Linked DNA regions of Homo sapiens: regions 1, 2 and 4 are each linked to region 3. Evidence: chromatin contacts called from ENCODE Hi-C or POLR2A ChIA-PET data. All regions are on one chromosome and are shown on one strand. Each heading gives the region's core, a stretch centred on a gene start or an enhancer-like site at or near the end of the contact. The rest is flanking DNA. Distances are from core to core; before and after follow the strand shown.

Region 1 (3,846 bases), core at 416-2,915, 160 kb before region 3:
AGTAGTTCAAATCCAGGTGGATTTCCCCTACTCTTAGAACTAGCCACTGGTAGAAACAAGTGACTGTCCCAGGGAACACTCCACAACTCAGAGATAATGAAAACATATTTTTATATGTAATTCTAGAAAAGGCATGTGAACATGAAAACAGAAAATGTAGGTTTAACTGTAGCATTGCAGAGCGGCAGCTTTAAAAAGTCAGATAACATTAGCTCAACAAAATCATACACTGAAGTGTGCTCAAATTCAAATTCAGCACATGGCGGTAGTAGCAGTTGAAAAACGCTGCTGAGAGAGCAAGAAGGTTTTGCTGTATCTTTTTAGAGGAGAGGACAATGAAGAAATTACCAGACCAAGGTCACTTTTCAACCTAAAAAAAAAGTGGGGGTTAGTAGCTTTAACAGAGATAAAAACCTGTGTAGGTTATAACTCCATGAAATCAGTAGCCTGGTGAGTGTCTCTCCAAGAATCTTGCAGGAAATTAAGTGTGGATTGAGTAATTAAATGTAAAGTCTCCTTGAGAGTAACTTCAGTTATTGAAGACTATATATTTCTGTGAAACATATAGAAAAATTATGAGGAGGATTTACTAGGTATCACATCACAGCCTTTCTCCTTTCACATCAGGTTGGAAACACTATGATCTAAAAAGAATAGAACGATTTGGGAATTGTTCATTCTCTAGTCTTTGCAAAAATTCACGTGCTAGTGTAACTGTAATATACTTAGGAGTTTCCAAAAATGGCACACATTTCCTCAAGAGATGTAGAAAAAAATAATCTCTGGGTAAAAGGCCAAACATTGTCTCTTCTGAATGCTTAAACAGCCAATTATGTGTCTAATACATTAATTATATAAAGAGAGAGAGACTATTACAGGAAAGTTGAATAAGACATCTTAAAAAAATGTACCCTGGGGCCTAAGTCCATTCAAATGACAGTAAAATCACCCCTCAAAAAATCAGTTTTATGGAACATCTAGTATTTTAATTTTCCAGCTGCCAACAGAAATATATAAGGAGCAGAAATTAAACTAGTTATGGCAGCAGCGCAGTGAACAAAACTTCAATTGTATTACACACTAGTTAGACATTTGCCAAACAATACAAAGGCCCTTAAGGGTGGAAACTTCTTTAGAATATAAATGATTCCCAATCAATATGAAAGAAATTAGTCTGTTTAGGTAATAAACAGATTCATGGTTTAGATGTAAAAATTCAACTGACATCATAATTCAATATAGAAAATAAATATATAAGAAATTAATCTCTAAAATGGCTTTAAATCACTGTGATTTACATATGCTGTATCATTAATAGGCCCTTTAAGCTGGTATTGTACTAATCAGCTTTTTTAACATCCTGCCCACAAAAGAGCTTATTCATTTAGCTAGGAGACAGGTGTTAGCAACCAGAAACCTCTTTTAGCCTCGAGTTCCAGGGACTGGGCCTGCATCTATGATGATGATTGGCAAGTCTAAAGGAAGGACAGCTTTAAAAGAGGGAAAAGGAGGAGACAGGGAACAAGAAACGAAGACCAAAAGGGAGAAAAGAAGATAATGAAAGAAATGGATGTCAGGTGCTACTTAATGAGGCCACCCTCAAAGGCTCCTAGCCTAATCTGGGCTACCGTCCAAATACAGATGGCAGAATTTGGGTAATGTTATTCATTTATTCCTGCAGATAGTAACTCTGGGTACATGCCAACACTCCACTCATTCTAAAAAATTGTTTAAAGTGTTGCTAATTGTCCTGTGACTCATTCTTCTTACCCATATTCTCTGGTTCTTAACTTTAGTCCTCACTCTTTCATACATTTTCTAAAAGAGCTGACTGAATAGATATTCCTGGAAAGAGATATAGAGAAAGCTGGATTTAGAAAAGCATCTTAAGCCTACAGAATAAAAATTGTGTGAGGAAGTGGGAGAAGGGACGTTTATTGAGTTGCTTACAATATACAAAAAACATATTTTTCTCTCTTTCAATCCTCCCTTGCATATTTTCCCCCTTTTAATCCACATAACAATCCTACCAGGTATTTTCATCTTGCAGATGAAAAAACTGAAGCTCACAGAGGTTAAGTAATTTGCCTAAGGTAGCACAGCCAGGAAGTGGGGGAGTCAGAATTCAAAACCAGGTTTGTCTATACAAACAAACTACGTTAGGGATAACGTATCTAGTGCCTGAATCTGTTTTAAATCAGATGGTTCTATATTTCAGCAATTATTCTTCCTCCCATGAACTCATCAAACGGCTGCTGACTAAATTTTATTAACTATTTGTTACGCACCTATTATTTTCAATAAAGGCTTCAGCTGTGTAGAAATAAAACAGGCAAACTGACTTTATTCTAAAATTTGACATACAGAGAATTCCCAGGCATCTCTGCCATCCAACACTGATGATCATAACTAGATTCAACTACCTATTCAGACCTCTAGTTGTTTCCACATTATCATTCATTTGTCCACTCATGAGATAAACGAAGCTACTTTCACCAAAAACCCTCCCTCATGACTCCTGATAGATAATACAGCAGAGGAGGCCTCACTGTAAAGCAATTTACATAAAAGTTATAAAAGCTCTTTGTTATCTGTCATGACTAGGAAATGGGCTATTCTAGCAAATCAAACATCCTGGATAGCATAACGATTCTATTAGAGGGACTACCAATTTATAAGGAATTTCAATGTGCATAATTTCACTCTAAAAATTAAAAAAAGAAAAGCGGGTCAGGCACGGTGGCTCACACCTGTAATCCCAACACTTTGGGAGGCCAAGGTAGGCAGATCACTTGAGGTCAGTAGTTTGAGACCAGCATGGCCAACATGGTGAAACCCCATCCCTACAAAAAATACAAAAATCGGCTGGACATGGTGGCGCATGTCTGTAGTCCCAGTTACTTGGGAGGCTGAGGCAGGAGAACTGCTTGAACCCAGGAGGCGGAGGTTGCAGTGAGCCAAGATCACACCACTGCACTCCAGCCTAGGTGACAGAGCAAGACTCTGTCTCAAAAAAAAAAAAAAGAAAGAAAGAAAAGGGAAGAAAAGTGAACCCCAATTTTCAAAGTTCCATGGGGCCTGATGTACAGGAGATAATGCCCCCCCCACCCTGAAAAAGAGTATCAATGCAATAAAACGGTGGTTCCCAAACTTGACTGCACATCCAAAGCACTTGGGAAGCCAGGCACGGTGGCTCAATGGCTCAAGCCTGTAATCCCAGCACTTTGGGAGGTCGAGGCAGGTGGATCACCTGAGGTCAGGAGTTTGAGACCATCCTGGCCAACAGGGTGAAACCCTGCCTCTGCTAAAAACACAAAAATTAGCCGGGCGCAGTGGCGCGTGCCTGTAATCCCAGCTACTTGGGAGACGGAGGCAGGAGAATTGCTTGAACCCAGGAGGCAGAGGTTGCGGTGAGCCGAGATCATGCCACGCACTCTAGCCTGGGTGACAGAGACTCCATCTCAAAAAAATAAATAAATAAAAACCACTTGGGGAGCTTTTTGAAAATAAAGATGCAAGGGAGATTTTTTAAAGCTAGCTTCCTGCTGGACGCAGTGGCTCACACCTGTAATCCCAACATTGGGAGGCCAAGGCGGGCAGATCACCTGAGGTCAGGAGTTTGAGACCAGCCTGGTCAATATAGTAAAACCCTGTCTCTACTAAAAATACAAAAATTAGCCGGGTGTGGTGACACACATCTGTGGTCCCAGCTACTTGGGTGGCTGAGGCAGGCACATCACTTGAACCTGGGAGGTGGAGGTTACAGTGAGCCGAGATCACCTCACTGCACTCCAGCCTGGATGACAGAGCTGAGACTGTCTCAAAAATAAATAAATAGGCTGGGTG
Region 2 (4,415 bases), core at 1,340-3,839, 220 kb before region 3:
GCCTCCTGTCAGATCAGCGGTGGCATTAGATTCTCATAGGAATGTGAACTCTGTTGTGAACTGCGCATGCGAGGGATCTAGGATGCATGCTCCTTATGAAAATCTAACTAATGCCTGATGATCTGGGTAGAATAGTTTCATCCCAAAACCAACGCACCCCAGTCTGTGGAAAAATTGTCTTCCACAAAACGAGTCCTTGGTGCCAAAAAGGTTAGGGGCCGCTGCTATAAATAACAGAGTCACTTAAGGCACTTATGCAACATCATCACTTCTTATACAACAATTATGTCCACTGGCCTCACTCTAATCCAGTAGTTAGTTGGTCTACCTGTCTACCTTCCCTCTTCTGGGGGCTTTTTGAGGACAGAGACAGTTTATTACTCATTTCTATACTCCCCAGACCTGGGTCATGATTCAGTTGATGTGCTGCTCTTAGCTTACCACTTCCAAGCCCCCCAGGATAATGAAGAAGCAGCATGCAAGTACAGCGTGCCAACTACTCCTGCTTCCAGCCAGTGACTGGTAAGAGAAGCAGTGTCTTTGTCTGTTTCCCCACCCTCCCTTGCCTCCATATAGCCCTTTGCTTTCCTATATTCCTTGTGATGGTTACTAAGGAACTAAGTTTCCAATCCAGCCAATGAAGACTGCAACAAAGGAGTTAAGTTGAAAGACAAATTGGAACAGAACTAAATTTGATGGCTTAATGGTTACTTTTCTCAAAATATTTCTGGAATGATGAACTTTAAAAAATGTCTAACTAGGATATGTGTGTATTAAAAACAAAAAACAAACAAAAAAATTGGTACTGTGCATATCACCTCTGAAGAAAGCCAAAACATGAGTCTGATACCCAGAAAACACTTGGTGCACCAGTAGTCAGAAAGGCTTCACATAATCAAGACACTTAGCCTTATACCCCATTCTCACAACAAAGGCAGGAGAGGAAAATGAAAATGAGCCCTCAAACTGGCACAGACTGGCAGAGACTACAAATGGGCCCTTACCTGCTGATTCTCCTGAACCTGGGCTGGGGGAACAGAGGTGGCTTGTGCAGATGAAGAGGGGAGGTTGGGTGAGGTAGGTGGAACCATGCTGGAGTGAGGCTGGGTCAGGAAGGCCTGCTGCTCAGGAAAGTCTGGGGACAAGGTGGAGGCACGAGTCCTGTCCTCCTGGGAGATTACAGGCTGCTGGCCAAGGACCAAGAGCACCAGCTCTTCTTTCTCCCGGCACATTTCGGTAGAGATGTCATGGAGGCTGAGATAGTCCCTCAAGTCCTTCACCTTCATCTTCATGAGCTCCTCTCGCTGAAAGGCTGTAGCTCGAAACCGTTGGCAGAGAAGGCAGAGGCGGGGCCCATTCCCTACTTGGCTCGAACAGGTCATGCAAAAATTTTTCTTACAGTCCAAGCAGGTCTGCTGCTTAGAGCAAAAGACACAGGAAACCATGTCAGATTGAGAGAACAAGACAGAGAGTGCGATGGGAGCTTCAGAGCTGCCAAGCCCAGCAGGATCTCCTCCAGTCACTCTTACTTTTACTAAGCTCTCTCATATATCTAAGGGTGCAAGCCACTTTCAGATTTTAGATTAAAAGCCACTCGGGTGGAAGACCTCCACTATGTATTGTGTATATCCATGTACAGGACACTTCACATTTATTATTTAATTTGAGGCTTACTTTATTTACTCCTGAAGCACCTGAGGTATTAATTAAGACTACCAGCATAAGAATCAAAAAGCTCTGCATTTTTATTAAGCCTCCCTCCCTTATTTCTTGCAGTATCACCTTGGGTGTGTAATTTAGCCTCTCTGGTGCTCAGTTTCCACATCTGTAAAATGGGGGTGATAACAGTATCTACCTCATGGGGTTGTTGTGAAGATTAAGAGAGAACCCATTTAGCATATCTAACACAAAATGAGTCCTCAACAAGTGTAAGCTGTTTTATTATAGCTAGGAAATATTACCTAACGGTGACAGCCAGGATTCAAATCCTAAACTGTAATTATTTCTGCATGAAGGTTATGGTGGTGGTGGTTGTTACAATTAATATTAATTTATTGAGGTGCTTCTATATGCTAGCTTGTCATTTAATTCTCAAAGCGACATTGCAAAGTAGGTATTAGTGTTCTTCCCTGATTCACAGACAAAGCAACCGAGGCTTAGGGAGATCAACTGTTGTATTCAAGGTCAGGCAATAAACAGGAGAGCGGGTATTCACACTCAAGGTCTGTTGGAGGCTAATGCCCATGATCACATTCTTTCCACCAGGCCATACTGCATAGCTCAGTTCCATTCAAGTACAGAGCAGTTCTGAGTCAAGGGCCTGGCTTCCATCTCCAAATTCCCCACCCACTGCTCCATCGACACAGGCTCCCCACTCCAGGAAGGCCCACTCAGAGTGCTGGGAACCCAGTGGTGCTTACAAGCATATCCAAGACAAATATTTAGACAGCAACGGGAGGCTGTCTGGACATCAGGGTACTCTCGTTCCTGAAAGCACAGAGTGTCTCAGTTAGGCAACAAGAGCGCCTGATGGGCAAGCTGGTACTGCCTGGCAGCAGCTAGTCTGGCAGTCGCTGACAACACAGGAAGGCTTACTCAGCCCACAGGAAGCAATCCTCGGCCTCTCACCCCACAGGCTGAGTGAGCACAGTGACATCCGGCTGAGCTCTGTTCTGGCCAAGAGCATGTCACATCCCCAACAAGAGAGGTAATTCCTGAGCACACTGGGATTGGCCTGGAGGGCACCCTCATTAATCCTTTAAAGAAGTTAAAAACTTTTCATCCTGTGTTGACTTAAGTAGTAACTTAAATATTTCTGGTCCATCTTTTCGAAATATAGAAAGATATTCAAGCTAAAAAAGAAAGCTCAAGAGACAAGATTCTCATAGTCAAGATCACAGACACTCTGGGCTGAAGTAAATGTCTGCATAGTTAAGATAGTTATATAAGTTTTGTCTAAGTATCATTCACATAGTAAAGGGAAAAGGAAATAATATTTACCACCCAGTTTTGGCTATTAAGACTTAGAAGGCATTGCAAAGGGACATATATCAAGCTCCCTAATTCTCCATACAGTTATAACCAAACAATACTGTTCAGAGATGGACTTAAAAGGATGCATGGCTGCACTAGCATTGTAACGGTTCTGGGACCAGTAGCCATGCAGGCAGAAAATGGATGTTTTCAGGTATTTGGGGTTCATTCACATCTAAAGCTTTTCTATTGGGAAATGAAGTCTGTTTAGGATGACTGAGACTGAAACAAAGAGGCTTCAATGCCATAAACCTGTGGGCCTGACATGGAATATTACTTAAGTCGATGCAGTCTGACAAGACCTAGCTTGACACAATTATAAAGCCTGCGTTGCTCAATCAGCCAGATCCAAACAACTCTCTATTCTTTCTTCAAATGTGTGTGGCTTGCTGGATGCAAGATCAGAATGCAGACAACAACCTAGCTTCTATGCACCCGCTGGCTCACAGGGAACTCTGAAATAAGCTGGCATCTGAAACACACCCTACAGGAACAGGATAGGGCTTGAGGCTAAAACCCCAGTTTGCAGTGGCAGAAGAAAACAAGAAGAAAGGAAAAAAGGGCTGTCAACAAATGCAGGCAGAATGAGCAAAGGACACACTTATGTATAAATTCTGCCGAATGGTTCAAAACAACTCAGTAACCAGGTAGCATGAAAGATGAATTAGTGGAGGCAACCAACATGCCTGCAGAAATGCCCAGGGTGTACTGAGATATCCAGCATCACAGAACTGGCCGTGGCGCCTCAGGCCGACACCACCCTTCAAGGATGCCGTGTGCAGGGTTCTGCTGGCTCCCGTTTGCCAACTGCCCTTCCCTTGCTCCTACTCCCTCCCACCCTATTCCCTGGAATATGGGAAGTATTACATGAGAGAATGTATATAAAACCTTAGCACAAAGTGGATGCTCCAGAAAAGGTAACACGGTTACCTTTTTCTTTCCCCTTACCAGCACCTAAGACCCAGTCCTCTCTTAACACTCTGAGATCTGAATATCACTTCCATGGCTCCAAGCATAACCTCATCCTCCAACTGGTCCAACTAAAGAGGCTGGGTGCCAGACTCCCTCCAAAACCGTCAGGGTCGCTGCTAAACCACAGGGAGGTATTACCAATAGAGATGGGGTATTTGGCTTGTGGCAAAAGTACAGCCTGCCATTTCTCTTTAGGACTGAAAACTCAGGGAATGCAAGGGCCACATCTTACTTATATTCTGTCTATAAAGTCCTGAATGTTATCTGTGCTTTGCACCCAATAAGCATTCAGAAAGTACTGACCATAATGAAGAATAAGGAAAAGAAAAAGATAGTAGGATCCATGGAATCATTTCAATTCAAGCACTTCTAGAAAAAGACATTTTGAAAGCCCCTGGGTGTTAAATGCC
Region 3 (3,932 bases), core at 1,433-3,932:
AGAAATGATTCAGCTCATAAAGCAGTGAAAAGGAATGATCTAAGTACATGAACAAATCTTTAAAGCAAAATGTTAAAGTGTGGGAGCAAGTTCTACAGAACACATACAATATGATACTTTTTTTTTTTTTTTTAAAGAGACAGGGTCTCACTCTATTGCCCATGCAGGGGTGCAGTGGCACAATCAGAGCTCATAGCATCCTTCAACTCCTGGGCTCAAGCCATCTTCCCACTTCAGCCTCCTGAGTAGCTGGGACTTCATAGGCAGGCACCACCACACCCAGCTAATTTAAAACAATTTTTTTGGCTGGGCGCGGGGGCTCACACCTGTAATTCCAGCACTTTGGAAAGCCGAGGCAGGCAGATCATGAGGTCAAGAGTTCGTAGACCAGCATGGCCAATATGGTGAAACCTTGTCTCTACTAAAAATACAAAAATCAGCTGGGCGTGGTGGGATGTGCCTGTAGTCCCAGCTACTTGGGAGGCCAAGGCAGGAGAATTGCTTGAACCCCGGAGGCCGACATTGCAGCAAGCCGAGATTGCGCCACTGCACTCCAGCCTGAGTGACACAGCAAGACTCCGTCTCAAACAAACAAACAAACAAACAAACAATTTTTTTTTTTTAGAGATAGGGTCTTGCTATGTTGCCCAGGCTGGTCTCAAACTCTGGGCCTCAAGCCGTCTTCCCTCTCAGCCTTCCAAAGTGCTGGAATTACAGTCGTGAGTAACTGCACCTGGCCAACATGATGCCATTTACATGCAGCTTAAACGCATATACATGTGTTGAATCAGTGTCATGTGTTGATGAGGGACATAAACACATTTACTAAAAGTATAAACAGTTGCATGGGAATTAGTAACTTTAAATTCATAAAATTGTACTGGCTATCAGGTGAGTAGGGGACAAGTGGAATGAGGGAATGAGACCAGCTGGGTACCCAAATATTGCTAATGTTATTGCTTAAGCTGTGTGGTGAATACACAGGTGTTCAATTTACTATTATTTCGCACTTTCCGTGTACTTTAGCTATTTGACAATACATTTAAAAATCGAAAACTTATCCCATAATCCCAGGCTCCAGAGGTGATAGTAGGTGGTGTTTTCCAGACCTTTCCCGCTGCCTTGATTTTCTGTTAACTGGCCACCATCCTTGTCTCCTCGCGCTGCCGGTCGCTGCAGAACCCCTGCGCGGAGGGACTGCCAGTTCCCAGGAAGGTGCAGGACAGCTGGAGCCTCTTCTTCTCTGGGCAGGGATTTAAATGTTCTTGGGTAGCCTCGCCAGAGACCTGTGCGGCCCTACAGTGACCTTCTTTCCAGCCACTTTCCCATGAGCTCAAAGCTTTGGATTCTGTCACTTGCAAAGGGTCAGGCCTGATCCCTTGCGGGTTCTTGAGAAGTGAGTAAGACTTCCAGCGCCCCGGCCCAGACTGCGACGACCCAGACTGCGACGACCCAGTCTGCGCCTGGCGCAGGCTCCATAGACGGCTTTTCTTCAGCTCTGTCCACTGAGACCTCGAGCCCTTGAGCAGAAGATGGGAGAGAGAGGGTCTTGCTGGGCGGGCTCCAGAAGTCCTCCTGGCTCTGGGCGCAGGAGTTGGAAGAGAAGAGATAGAGAAACATCTACTCACCAGAATTGTAAACTGGAAGAAGGGTAGAGGAAAGGTGCCTAGAGAGGGCAGCTGGAATCAGGATTGGGCTGAATATTTTAGGAGTCCCCAAGTGCTACTTCTATCCGCTGGGAGCACGGGTTCGAATCTGCCCCCAGGCAGCCCGCTCCTGGTTCTCTTGTCCCCCTGTGCTGCGGCGGGGCCCACTTCGGCCCTCGGGTTCCCCGCACAGGCCACACAGGGCAGCAGCGCGCGCCGTACCCACGGGCAGTTCGAGAGGGCCGCGCGTGGCGGAGCCAGGCCCTTCGCCAGCGCCCAGTACAAATTTAGTACTAGAATTAAGAGAAACACACTGAAATCTGACAGCCCCGCCTAAGACCCGGGCGTGAGGAAGTCTGCGGTGGGTGATGAATACAAAGAACAGTTTCTCTTTCCTGTCAGTAAAACGCTGTTTCCAGAGCCTGCCAGGTTTCGCCCCAGTGGCCACACCTATGCCTGGCAGGTGCTGGTCCGAGCCCCTAGCGCCAGCAAAAGAAAGGAGGCGGACGCAACATTCTCGAATTACTAGGAGAAGGAGGGAGGCTTTCCCTTCCCCCCAGTGCCCCATGTACCAACGCGTCTCGCCATACCCCTTGCCCCTCTTCCAGCAGCTGACGGAGTAATTCGAGTAGGAATCGAAAGATTTGGAGGCGCCGGGGGAGAAACCTGCGGAGCGCTCTCCGAGCCTGTGGCGTCCCAGGAAGACTCCGAGCGGGGCCAGGGAAGTTCTCTGGAGGACATGGGGTGGATACCCAGGTCTCCTTCCCTGGGTGAAATAAGAACTGAAAATCTAAAAATAAAATAAATAAAATAAAATAGAAAACACAGAGAAGCAACAAAAAAGCGCTTCCCCTCCTCAGTTCTCCCCAGTCCACCCAAGGTTTACCAAGACTGTTGTAGTTGCAAGAGTGGGCTTCCGGCTCCACGTAACGATGCGATTGGGCTGTACCTCTGTCTGTCTCCTGCGCGATGTCCCGCCCCGGGAGGTGTCACGGAACTCAGCTGATATAAGCCCGGGATCCCGCCGGGTCAGGTTCTCTGCTCTGGACTTGGGAGGCTCCGTTGCCTGCTCCCGGAGGGAGACGCGCTGCCGAGGAGAACCCAGCGGGTAATGAATCCCCCGCGCTTCTTTGCCCAGGCCTTCCCCAAACCTCCCCCCGGTCTGCGCGGGTTCTCCTATTGGGCTGTGGTGAAGACAAGGTGCGGCGACTGCAGCTCCCCAGGTCTGGGCGCTGCCGGGAGAGAGTCTTTCCCGCTGGGGAGATTTAGTTTGTTGACTCAGGAGCACCTCCAACGACAGCTAGTGGCAGAGGACCCGGGAGCTGGGAGGTTCGGAACGCGGGGCGAGCTGGGGAGGAGGGAGAGGCGCCGACCCAGCGCAGCCTACATCTTAGCAAACCAAACCTGGCAACATTTCCCCACGGTTCAGGAGCACGAAGGACTTAAGGGAAAACGACGAAATCGGGGCTCCCGAGGATGAAGTTAAATGGGTTGTGGCCTGGGGACAAATAGGGCCAATGTCCAGTCTATTACAAGAGGCTTTGTTCCAGAGGCTTGCCTATAAGCCCCTGGCTTGGAACGTCAGTCTTCAAACTGTAACAACAGGGGCAGGCTACTAGGGTAGCCCACAAAGCCCTGTATCCCCCATACAGTGACTAACTAGAGCCCTAGTTGGTCATATCCGCAGTGGCTGAGACTGCGGTGTGATTCCGTTTCCCTCTTGCATGTGTCCCGGGAGCCCGAGTTGTCGAAGCCCAAATTCAGGCTCAGGAACCTGATGTGCTGTTGATGCCAAACACTGACACACAGATGCTTGGAGACAGAGGAAGATTTATTCCATTTGGCCAAAGCGAGAAGGCAAGAGGTCAAGATCTCTCAAATCCACCCTAACAAAAAGAAGTAGTGGGGAGTTTTTATGAGACCAGGAAGTAAGGGAGGGGGAATTTCAGGGAACCTCGGGGAAAAGTCTTTCTTCGTCTCAGATTACATCTTGAACCACCAGACTTCTGGGCGTCAGCAGCTGGTCACAATGCCCTTAAAGGCATTCATTCCTTCTGCAAAATTTTTTTCTTGACTCTGAAGCTATATCCTCCTGCTTGACAAAGAAACGGTGCATCAGCAGTTTATAATTATATTGCTAGAAAAAGGAATATTGGGCAAAAAGTGGGTAGTTAACATATGCAAATAAGCAAGGGCCTCATCGGAATTTTCATGGTTTCATCACTAAAAATGTTGGGGTGCTGAAATCTTGAGGGGCTCGGTTGCACCAGAAGGGGATCCTTTGTC
Region 4 (4,263 bases), core at 469-2,968, 200 kb before region 3:
TCTCCTGTACCTCTGGAGAACGTAAGAGGAACAACAACAGGCAAGGTCCTTGAATCTCATAATGATTACATTCTGGGGGAAAGAGCATTCTAGCAGTACTGTATCTAATCAACTGGCTAACAGTTTGTATAATTCTTTTTTTTTTCTTTTTTTGAGACAGAGTCTCACTCTGTCGTCCAGGCTAGAGTGCAGTAGCATGATCTCAGATCACTGCAACCTCCACCTCCCAGGTTCAAGCAATTCTCATGCTTCAGCCTCCTGAGTAGCTGGGATTACAGGCACGTGCCACCATGCCTGGCTAATTTTTTGTATTTTTAGTAGAGATGGGGTTTTACTATGTTGGCCAGGCTGGTCTTGAACTCCTGACCTCAAGTGATTTGCCCGCCTCAGCCTCCCAAAGTTCTAGGATTACAGGCATGAGCCACCATGCCCGGCCTATATAATTCTTTTTAAAGTATTTTTCTTCCATATTTAGGGTGTGGAAAGTGAAACAGGAAACAAGAGTAGGTCTATTTCACAGCTTTATTCTCAGCCTTAATGCCAGGTAATCAACACATATTTGTTGAATTATTAACTAATGATAACAGCAATAGAGCGCTTTTTAAAAAAAAAGGACAGAAATTCATGCTTAAAATTGCACAATTGGCGAGGCACAGTGGCTCACGCCTGTAATCGCAGCACTTTGGGAGGCTGAAGCCGGCGGATCACCTGAGGTCAGGAGTTTGAGACCAGCCTGGCCAACATGGCAAAACCCCATCTGTACTACAAATAAAAAAATTAGCTGGGCGTGGTGGTGTATATGCCCATAGTCCCAGCTACTCGGGAGGCTGAGGCAGGAGTATCGCTTGAACCTGGGAGGCGGAGGTTGCGGTGAGCCAAGATTGCACACTGCACTCCACCCTGGCTGACAGAGTGAGACTCTGTCTCAAAAAAAAAAAAAAAAAGGACAGAAACTGCACAATTATGATTCCGGGATGATCAGTAAATTAAGGATTTTAAACACACATAACCACAGCAATACCTTGAACGAAAGACTGAAGAGAATTTCTTTGTCTGCTAAGATTACTTGAAAAACAAAAGAAAAGAAAAATGGTTTAAATTGTTATTACAGAAGGACAAAACCAGAAAAGGAGAGCCTGGAAGAGGAACAAGACGGTCACTTCCATCTCTTCCTAAAAAGACACAGAAGGCTTCAATGCCTTCACTGTTGTTTTGGATTGGAATGGTGCTGCAATGGGAACTGCAAATACAAATAAACATGAAAACAACAAATGCAGATGTAAAATAAAGACATGCTAGAAATCAAAGAAACCGACCTCTACCAGACACACCCAGGTCTGGGTGTACCTTTGCCTGTTCTTCCCGACTTGCACAGCCCAAGCAAGGTGGAAGGAGAAACATAACAAAATGATACAGGAACCAGAGAGCAGAGGGTCTTGGAGCATAAACTGTTAAAATAATAATATGAATAAGGGGGAAAGGAGAGAGATTTCACTTCCCACTAGCAATAAGTGAGCTCTTTTTCTTAAGCGGTAACTGTTAACAACTGAAAGACATACATAATAATCACAAGTTATAAATGTTCTCAGAAACTCCCTGGTTTCAACTATTCTATGACAAATATCTGCAGAGGGACCTCAGCATCTGCTATGAAGTTCAGGGAAAAGTAATTCTAACCAATGGAGCTGTGCCAAAATATCACCCCTGGGGTCTGACCAATTAAATGGCTGCTTCTTAGTGTGGAGTTTAGGAGAGATGACAGATTGAACACCGCAGCAGAGAAACCTACGCTTTCATTTCAACCCAGGCATTCTGCCCCAAAGGGTGAGTCAATCAGGAAACAAAGCAATTCAGAGTAAAGTCTTCTAACAACGCTGAAAACAGAATAAATGGACCTGCAGTTTAATTACAGCAGGATCCTTCTTCCATCGAAACTGATGACAAAGCTCATCAAGAATAAAGAGACTCTGATCCCCCTACTACTCTGGTGCAGGAAAGAGGATTTACCAGATAAGCTCTTCTGGACCTTCTACTGAAGAAGCTGCTTTCACAAGATATTATCACAATGACTGACTAATGGGTAACCAGGATTTTTTTTTAAATGAAGGCAGGGACTAGGTGAAGGGGTTTCTGGCACTCCAATGCACCGGGAAAAGAAGGCATTTCCAGACAGGAATTCTATCTAGGCTCAAAATTATGCAATTTACCTTTCCAAAGTGGACTGCACGAAAATTACTGCAGCCAAATGTACCATGGTATAGAATGAATTCTGGTGTTATTTAACTCCTTTAATTAAAACCTGCTACATTGAAAAGATAATTGAAAGGATTAAAATAACGCATGTCAAAGCATTTAACCCAGAGCCCAGCAAATAATGGATGTTCAACAGAAATTGGCTGTAAATAATTTAAAGAAAGTACTTTGTTAAGGTTGTTTTTGTTGTTGTTGTTGTTGTTTTAACACAGAAAGGCCCATTAAGGTTCTTAACTTTTTTATTTTACTTAGTTTTCAGACAGGGTCTCCCTCTGTTGCCCAGACTGGAGTGCAGTGGCATGGTCTCACTCACTGCAACTTCTGCCTCCTGGGCTCAAGTGATCCTCCAACCTCAGCCTTCTGATTAGCTGGGACTACAAGCGCAAGCCACCATGCCCAGCTTTTTTTTTTTTTTTTTAAATACAGAGTCTCCCTCTGTCACCCAGGCTGGAATGCAGTGGCGTGATCTTGGCTCACTGCAGCCTCTGCCTCCCAGGCTCAAGCGATTCTCATACCTCAGCCTCCCAAGTAGCTGGGATTACAGGTGCCCACCACCATGCCCGGCTAATTTTTGTATTTTTAGTAGAGACGGGGTTTCACCACGTTGGCCAGGCTGGTCTCGAACTCCTGACCTCAAGCAATCCATTCACCTTGGCCTTCCACAGTGCTGGGATTATAGGCGTGAACCACTGCACTCAGCCCATTAAGGTTCTTTAAAAAGACGTTTATCAGTTCTATTCCTCTATCTATCTGCTTTTTAAAAATTTAGGGGCCGGGCACGGTGGCTCATGCCTGTAATCCCAGAACTTTGGGAGGCCGAGGTGGGCGGATCGTGAGGTCAGGAGATCAAGACCATCCTGGCTAACACGGTGAAACCCCGTCTCTACTAAAAATACAAAAAATTAGCCGGGAGTGGCGGTGTGCACCTGTAGTCCCAGCTGCTTGGGAGGTTGAGACAGGAGAACGGTGTGAACCAAGGAGGCGGAGCTTGCAGTGAGCCGAGATCACGCCACTGCACTCCAGCCTGGGCGACAGAGCGAGACTCCATCTCAAAAAATTAATTAATTAATTAATTAAAAAAATAAAAATTTAGGTATGCCAATACCTCTAATCAGGTTCAGTTTAGTTTTTGAACCACTCCTCTAAGAATTAAATGACTACAGTTCTTCCACCAGTTCTTAATTATATAATCCCTTGAAAAACTTCTCAGAGGTGGTCAGAGTGGTTTATCCTCCTTGCAGCCCCAGGCTGTTAAATCTCTTCCCAATTCCACCCCATTGCTAATGAGTTTGTTACTCCCCACAACCCTGCAGTCCAGCCAGTTTAGAATTTCTCCCTTAGCTCCTCAACCCTTCTCTGCCAAATTCAAAGAATGAACGTATGCCTCCGGCCTCCACCTGATGCACTGTAATTGCTTGCACTGCACTGAAGTCAGATAGGATTTGGTGATAAATCCAGGATGAATTCAGACTAAGCACCCCCTTCCTCCCACAGACCTTTAGCTTGGTTTGATGTTTGATCTCAATCTGAAAATTATGCTGACTTTCTGAAATGTTTTCTGCTCCTGCCAGGAGGATGTGATCTACCCAGTATCTACGCCAAGCAGCAGAAATGAATGGTGATTTCTAGTTCTCTTGGTGTCACAAAAACCTTTGTATTTTCACCATATTCTCTCCTTGCCAAGAACACCTGTGTTCAGCCTATCTTCAAGGTTTTACTATTTGCCTATATCCCACAACAAAATGCAAAATGCCTCATATTCCCACCCTTTGATAAGAGTCAAGAAAAAAGACACCTGTGCTGATAGCAGAAAGGCATGTTGTTCTCACTGCTTTCACACACAGTCACTAGACCATCCACACTGAGATATGCTGCTACTTTACCCTTTTGCTCCTGGAATTACAAAGTGGAAGGACAGATGATTTTCTCTGCAATATGGTAAGGGTACAGAATGCACACACACACACACACACAAACACATTATCAAAACCTTTACCTGTCCCATATTAT

What was found. A loop is a pair of places that touch in the nucleus more often than their neighbours do. ChIA-PET counts read pairs that join two places held with the same protein, here RNA polymerase II (POLR2A). Pooled maps may share reads with other maps.
Region 1: a map of mammary epithelial cell shows a loop between it and region 3 (3-fold over the local background). The contact joins the enhancer-like site here to the promoter of SLFN5 in region 3. A Hi-C loop is called at or near these places in 5 of 168 maps with a recorded cell type or tissue (B cell, CD4-positive, alpha-beta memory T cell, PC-9 and 2 more), 14 of 37 single-sample maps with no recorded cell type and 16 of 50 pooled maps. POLR2A ChIA-PET finds 5 or more read pairs at or near these places in 5 of 52 experiments (GM12878, MCF 10A, activated CD4-positive, alpha-beta memory T cell and 2 more).
Region 2: a loop to region 3 is called in a map of chondrocyte, with 4 times the contacts of the local background. The contact joins the enhancer-like site here to the promoter of SLFN5 in region 3. A Hi-C loop is called at or near these places in 1 of 168 maps with a recorded cell type or tissue (chondrocyte) and 8 of 50 pooled maps. POLR2A ChIA-PET finds 5 or more read pairs at or near these places in 3 of 52 experiments (Panc1 and activated naive CD4-positive, alpha-beta T cell).
Region 4: a loop to region 3 is called in a pooled map, with 5 times the contacts of the local background. The contact joins the enhancer-like site here to the promoter of SLFN5 in region 3. A Hi-C loop is called at or near these places in 2 of 37 single-sample maps with no recorded cell type and 8 of 50 pooled maps. POLR2A ChIA-PET finds 5 or more read pairs at or near these places in 4 of 52 experiments (CD8-positive, alpha-beta memory T cell, HCT116, Panc1 and 1 more).

The regions. Positions count from the first base shown.
Region 1 is chr17:35,080,771-35,084,616 of GRCh38, forward strand. The region is part of intron 5 of RAD51L3-RFFL (RAD51L3-RFFL readthrough); the gene reads right to left. It also overlaps a transcript of RFFL not described here. Among named protein-coding and RNA genes, the nearest start is that of RFFL, 19 kb to the left of the region's middle. Within about 2 kb of position 1,666, at least 7 of the 41 ENCODE cell types and tissues checked have a DNase peak (open chromatin) inside an H3K27ac peak, as active enhancers do; they include PC-9 and mammary epithelial cell, where a contact is called at or near this core.
Region 2 is chr17:35,020,367-35,024,781 of GRCh38, forward strand. It overlaps RFFL (ring finger and FYVE like domain containing E3 ubiquitin protein ligase), which reads right to left. Exons shown (of 7, transcript NM_001017368.2): 3 at 1,005-1,415. The region is part of intron 5 of RAD51L3-RFFL (RAD51L3-RFFL readthrough); the gene reads right to left. Among named protein-coding and RNA genes, the nearest start is that of RFFL, 41 kb to the right of the region's middle. Within about 2 kb of position 2,590, at least 32 of the 41 ENCODE cell types and tissues checked have a DNase peak (open chromatin) inside an H3K27ac peak, as active enhancers do.
Region 3 is chr17:35,240,390-35,244,321 of GRCh38, forward strand. SLFN5 (schlafen family member 5) reads left to right here and starts at 2,683. Exons shown (of 5, transcript NM_144975.4): 1 at 2,683-2,754. It overlaps LOC105371932, which reads right to left and starts at 3,762. Exons shown (of 4, transcript XM_047437262.1): 1 at 3,722-3,762; 2 at 2,533-2,830; 3 at 2,237-2,436; 4 at 1-1,581. The coding sequence starts at 3,762. The coding sequence ends at 1,134. RefSeq lists enhancers at 2,435-2,494, 3,015-3,124, 3,098-3,726.
Region 4 is chr17:35,045,098-35,049,360 of GRCh38, forward strand. All of the region lies in intron 1 of RFFL (ring finger and FYVE like domain containing E3 ubiquitin protein ligase), which reads right to left. All of the region lies in intron 5 of RAD51L3-RFFL (RAD51L3-RFFL readthrough), which reads right to left. Among named protein-coding and RNA genes, the nearest start is that of RFFL, 16 kb to the right of the region's middle. RefSeq lists enhancers at 1,477-1,526, 1,587-1,686, 1,827-1,956. Within about 2 kb of position 1,719, at least 11 of the 41 ENCODE cell types and tissues checked have a DNase peak (open chromatin) inside an H3K27ac peak, as active enhancers do.